Regions from separate parts of the Homo sapiens genome. Here region 1 is linked to region 2. Evidence: chromatin loops called from intact Hi-C (ENCODE). Cell type or tissue: endothelial cell of umbilical vein. All regions are shown on one strand. Each heading gives the region's core, and the rest is flanking DNA. Links, peaks and the distances in the headings are about the cores only.

Region 1 (2,903 bases), core at 254-2,753, 120 kb before region 2:
GCGTGAGCCATAGTCCCCACCCCAGCAGCCCCTCCTCTGCCCCGGACTGGAGCCCTGCCCTGAGGGAGGCTGTAAGGATGGAACCCTAGCACCTATCCTCACCTCTGAATCTGAATATTATTTACCTTTGTCTTTGTTTACACAAAGTTAAAGGAAAAGTGGACATTTTGTCAGAAGAACATTACCCATGTTCCCACTGCCTTAAAAGGCCAACCGTCTTCATTCATCCACCTCCTTCCAGCCTTTATCCCAATACTGATTTTTTTTTTTTACGTTTAGCTTTGACTTTTGATTTTTTCTTGCCCTTCATATTCCCCTTGGCTCTGACTTTGTGCCATTTTTATCTTTCCATTTTGCTTTCATTTTCTCCTGCCTGCTGCGTTGGCAGCGACTTTCCCTCCATTTAGAACAAAGTCCTCAACCCCACCCAGCCCAGTGTCCAGCTGGGCTGCCCCGGGCCTTGCTCTGCTCTAGCTCCCCTGCTGGTCTCTGGACCCTCTATTTCCCATCTCCACTCCCAAACACCTGAGATGGGCAGGGCTTGGGTGAGGGCTGCCACAGGGCTGTTGCTCTGTCTGCCCCTATGTGGGGGGCCTAGAGTGACTGCAAGTGAGTGGGTATGTGTGTATCTAGGGCCCCATGGGAAGACAAAGATGAAGGAGCTCTATTCCTGCCCCCAATAAGCTCATGATCGCCAGGCATGGCGGCTCACTCCTGTAATCCCAACATTTTGGGAAGCCGAGGTGGGAGGATGGCTTGAGTTGAGGTGTTTGAGACCAGCCTGGGTAACACAGTGAGACCTCGTCTCTACAAAAAATGAACAAAATCAGCCAGGTGTGGGGCACATGCCTGTAGTCCCAGCTACTTGGGAGGCTGAGGCAGGAGAATCACTGGGAGGTCGAAGCTGCAGTGAGCTGTGATTGTGCCACTGCATTCTGCATTCCAGCCTGGTGTCAGAGTGAGAGCTTGTCTCAAAAAAAAAAAAAAAAAAAAAAAGCTAATGATCTAGTTGGGATCATGAGACACCCACAAGACAGAGATGGTTCAAGGGCCATTCTATGGATTGGCTTTTGAGACGTGTATGGGAGCTGGGAAGGTGCCCCTTGGAAGGGCAATAACTGGGCTCCAAATGGCCGCAGATGCGGAACGGTGGTCAAGGAAAGAAGGGTGTCCCTTGCGTAAGGCTCCTGGTATCCATGGGATGCAGAGGGCAGAGGCTGGCCTGGAGAACTGAAGTGGGCATGACCAGAACAGTCTGGAAAGCCCTGCAGGAAGACCTGGAACTGGCGGTGGTGGCAAGATGGCCTCAGGAAGTCTGGAGGGAGGGCGGGAGGCCAGGCTGGGTTGGAGGTTAGGGAGCCTGGCCCGGGTAGAGCATGGCAGGAAGATGGCTTGAGATGGTGGGGGAAGGGGAAAGGTGCAGCGAGGCTCAGAGCCAGCTTGTGGAGGGAAGGAAGGAGGCACAGAGTCAAAAGCTACTTCCAGGCTTTCAAGCTGGGTGAGGTCATGCACTGAAAGGACAGCTGGCGGGAGGGCAGGCCCTGGCTCAGGAAGCCCAGGCACCACCTCTGTGAGCCTCTCCACAAGAGGGCACTCACAGTATGTCTTTGCACTTACAGTAGTTTTAAAGGCAAAGATGTGGATTTTTACAGGGCCCCAGAAGCAATAGCATTGAAACTAATGTTTCACACTTTACAGAGTTTGTTTAATGTACTTTTACAGTTTTAAACACATTTGCAGTAATTAACATTTTTTCCTTAGCAAACTGAAGCATTATGTAGGGCTTTGGGAAATACATGGGGGATAGCTATATATGCAGGCATGCACCCATGCACACGTGCACCGTGCTCAAGGGTAGCCAGGGAGAGCCAGGGTGTATTGGGGGAGGATGGAGATGGTGGTCTGGGATGAGTTTTGCCCCAGCACACTTCCAGGAGATATGCTGCAGGCAAAGCCAAGAGGCAGGAATTTGTGAGTCACAGTGGATTAGGTGATTCCTGAAACCTCAAGGAGTTTCCCCCTCTCTGTAACTCTGCTCGATATTCATCCTGTAAGATGCATGCCTGTCCCTACCTCAGATGCACACATGCAACTCCCTCCCAGACAGGCTGACCATGCCCTCCTCTGAGCCCCCACCTCATCCCCTACTCACTTCTGCTATGTCTCACCCATCATGTAGGGGGATGTCTTCCTCTACACAATTGGAAGGCAGGGACAGAGTCTTCTCCCTGTTATCACCATCCCCTAGCAGTGCCCAGGACATAGATGGTGCTCAATGAATGCTGGCTGGTTGGTTGAATGACTGTGCCTCAAGGAAGCCCATGTTTGGGGATAGATGAGGAGAACCTGGAAGAGATGGAGACATCCCTGCCCATCCACCCACAGGTCTTTCTCCTACATGGACAGCTATAACCATGACATTCGTTTTGACAACATCTACATCAGTACCTACTTCTGCCAGATCGATGACCGCAGGAAGAAGCTGGTGAGTGGGCACGGCACTGCCCGGGGATGCCTTGCTGCTGTGTGCCCTGTGTGGGTTCATGCTCCAGGAAGGCAGAGAGGAAAGGGCAGAGGGCCCTTGGGCTTCCTAACTGTGTGGACATTTGTTTTCCAGGGCAAACGGACTCTGCTGCCACTCCGCAAAGCTGAGGAGAAAACCGTCATCTTCCCTTGCAAGCCCACCATCCAGGCCTCAGAAATGAGCAATGTGGTGAGGACAGCATGGGGAGCGGACTCCTGGGTGCAAAGACAGGCCTGAAGGTGAGGGTGGAGGGTAAAAGGCACCAGAGAGTGCTCCGTGCCCAGGCAGATGGCACTGCCCAGCTCTGCCCCTCCTGCTCCTTGGCCAGGTGAGGGAGCTCCTGGAGACACTGCCCATTCTGCTGCTGCTGGTGGTGCTG
Region 2 (2,903 bases), core at 266-2,765:
GGCGCAGACTCCCCCTCCCTGCCTGCCCTGGGCGCCCCCACCCTCCCGCCCTGACCCGCCAGCACGGCCTAAGTGCCAGTCCTCAGGGAGTCAGCCTCCTTGCCCTTGGTCTCACATTCCTACTGCTCTCCCTTTTCTCTGGAGGCATCCCTTCTGCCCCCAGGAACCCGCAGAGCGAGCGCCCTCCCGCACTCCCCGCAGCCCCATCCCCTGCATTATTTACTCCTGTTTCCGGAGCTGGCTGCGGGCGCCGGCGGGTGTTAGGGCCACGTGTGAGGGAGCAGGAGGAAACATCTGGCTTCCCTCTGTCCCCCAGGGGCGGGGACGCCTCTCTTTCCCTCAGGCCTACCGCCTCTCTCTCCCTCAGGCCTACCGCCTCCTCCGGGGTGGAACTGAGCCCCAGAAGTCCAGGGGCCAAGAGGTTAGCACCTTTGCCCTTCTCACCCTCAGGGCTCTGGCAGCCATGGAGTCCTCACGCCCCCTTACTTAATGATGGTGATTAGGTGGCTGTGATACCCCTGCCAGGGTTAATTGGCAGGTCAGGTGCAGGCAGCCTGCAACCAGGCAGGGTGCAGAGCTGCGACGTTGGCGCCAACCTGCCTTGTAAATGTACTCATTCCCTGAGGAAGGCGTCATTATTCCTGGGCCACATGCTGCCCATGGTGCCTACGCAGTGGGTGGCAGTAGGTGCTCAGATCCCTTGGCACTGCCCTGGCACCTGCTCTCCGGCTCCTCCCCACCCTCCCCTAGCCATAGAGATGATGCTCGCTGCTGGTCCCCACCAAAGCCAGCTCTCGTTGTGGAAGGCATGATGCCCTCTGGTGGCCGGATCCCCAGTCTCCCCCCATCCCGTCCCCCGCCACTCCCTTCCCCCCTCCCCGCCCTAGGCTGTGTCTGTGCTCACCTGGACTGGGACCTGACCCTCTGCCCAGTGCTCCCACGGGTTAGGACAAAGTCGAGGTTTGACAGTGAGACTTAGAGCCAATCCAGCCTCCCTTTAGGCCCAGAGACCAACTTGGACAACCTCGTCCTCTCCCAGAGGGTCTCATATATCACAACCCACCGCCCTCCCCAACCATCAGTACGGGTGAGTCAGAGCCAGATCTTCTCAGGGAGGCTCTCTCTGGTCTCCACTGAACTTTCCGCCTCCACTCCCAGCCTAGGGGGAGAAGAGGCTTAATTCAGGATTCAGTCCTTCCAAATGGACCAGTCTTCCGAGTCTTCTAAGAAGGCTGGCTTCCACACTGACGGACCCAGCAGCAACTAACGCCACTCCCGGCCCTCAGGGATAGCTTGCCTAGGAGGGTGCCGCTGGCTTCCAGGAGGCAGACGTGAGTCCATAGCGCCCCCTGCAGGCGTTTTGGATAAACTGCCTAGCACATCCTCCTTGGGCAGGTTACGGAAGGGCAAGTGTTCTAGCCAAAGATGGGAGTGGAGTGGGGTGGCCTCTAATCCCTGACCAAAACTCCTCTACTCACTTCTTCATCTTCACTGAGTCTTATTCCCTAACTCAGGCACCTATGGACAGGATTTTGTTTGTCAGGGCAGGTTATTTCATTCAACTAACCCACCTTTTTTTTTTTTGAGACAGAGTTTCACTGTCGTTCAGGTTGGAGTGCAGTGGCGCAATCTCCACCCACTGCAACCTCCACCTCCTGGGTTCAAGCGATTATCGTGCCTCAGCCTCCCAAGTAGCTGGGACTACAGGCACACACCACCACACCTGGCTAATTTTTGCATTTTTCATAGAGATGGGGTTCCCCATGTTGGCCAGGCTAGTCTCAAACTCCTGACCTCAAGTGATCCACCCACCTCAGCCTCCCAAAGTGCTGGGATTACTGGCTTGAGCCACCATGGCTGGCCCAACCCACCAGTCTTTATTGTCCATTATCAGGCTCTGGAAAAAACAAAGCTGACCAAGATGAGGTGTATACCCTAAAACACACGCCATTCAGCACGAGGGACGGCACCTAGGACGGGCACTCTGCATAGAGTTGTTCCTCATGACAGAGCACAGACAGGGCAGGGTGCAAGTAGCCACCTGCATTTCCATCAAGGTGGGCTCAGAGGTTGGTGTCCTTGCTCCTATTGTTTTATATACTTCGCTACAATTTAGGAAGTTCCCATTGTCTTGGCTACAAGATGGGGAAAAAATGAAAGCACCAGAACAAACAGGCTAGGAGCAGTTGATCACCTGGGGAGTCTTTCTAAACACAGCCATATGTTCATGCTGAAGTAGAACAGATAGGTCCCAGGGACAGCATCAGGAGAGAAGTCCCACCTATGCACTTGCAGCAGGGGGCTGATTTGCTTAAGGCAGGGAGCTGGAGTGGCAAAGATACCACGTGGAACCCCGTGAAACAGTGTAGGTATACGGGACCTTTCCTTCCTTTACTCTTTTGCTCCAAGATCCCTTCTGGTACTGACGGACAGGACTTCCTGCATTGCAGCCTTTACCCCTTTCCCCAAAGAACACGACTGCAGAACATTCATGTACTTTTCTTCCATGATGAGACTCACACAAGTATATGCCACTCCAGTGGCACTGACAGTATTCAACAGATAACTGGTAAAAATTAATGTGGGAGGAAGGAAAGCCTCACTATTCCCAAGGTCTGAAAACAGAAGGTGCCCAAATGTCTTAACATTCTGTACATCTAAGCTGGATACTGGTAGATGACACCCACAACATATCACAACTCACAGAGCTACAAAGAATCAACTTTATTGAACATTCAGGGTCAGTTTCTCTTCTTGCTCTTGCCTGTGACCTTGGCTGGTGTGAGGACTGGAGCTGCTGCCTGGTACAGGGTGGAGGAGATCTTGTTGATGTAGTACAGACCAACCATGGAGAAGATGAAGCTATATGGTGAAGACAGAAAGGTCATGGCACCAGTGGGCAT

The links. A loop is a pair of places that touch in the nucleus more often than their neighbours do. Peaks named below come from ENCODE experiments on the same cell type or tissue, not always from the same donor. Only the 100,000 strongest peaks of a DNase experiment are listed, where the experiment ranks them.
Region 1: a loop joins it to region 2, with 8 times the contacts of the local background. A loop is called at or near these places in 5 of 110 quality-filtered maps.

What each region holds. Positions count from the first base shown.
Region 1 is chr1:155,043,508-155,046,410 of GRCh38, forward strand. It overlaps DCST1 (DC-STAMP domain containing 1), which reads left to right. Exons shown (of 17, transcript NM_152494.4): 10 at 1-2; 11 at 2,386-2,485; 12 at 2,618-2,713; 13 at 2,853-2,903. DCST1-AS1 (DCST1 antisense RNA 1) reads right to left here. Exons shown (of 4, transcript NR_040773.1): 3 at 2,453-2,648; 4 at 1,684-2,346. Among named protein-coding and RNA genes, the nearest start is that of ADAM15, 6.4 kb to the right of the region's middle. In endothelial cell of umbilical vein, for the core only: a CTCF peak has its summit at 1,582 (motif pointing right); a DNase peak (open chromatin) is centred at 1,554.
Region 2 is chr1:155,166,699-155,169,601 of GRCh38, forward strand. It overlaps KRTCAP2 (keratinocyte associated protein 2), which reads right to left. Exons shown (of 5, transcript NM_173852.4): 5 at 2,710-2,862. The coding sequence ends at 2,742. Among named protein-coding and RNA genes, the nearest start is that of KRTCAP2, 5.2 kb to the right of the region's middle. RefSeq lists a silencer at 858-917. In endothelial cell of umbilical vein, for the core only: a CTCF peak has its summit at 1,341 (motif pointing left); DNase peaks (open chromatin) are centred at 283, 633 and 1,303; H3K4me3 peaks cover 278 bases; H3K27ac peaks cover 897 bases.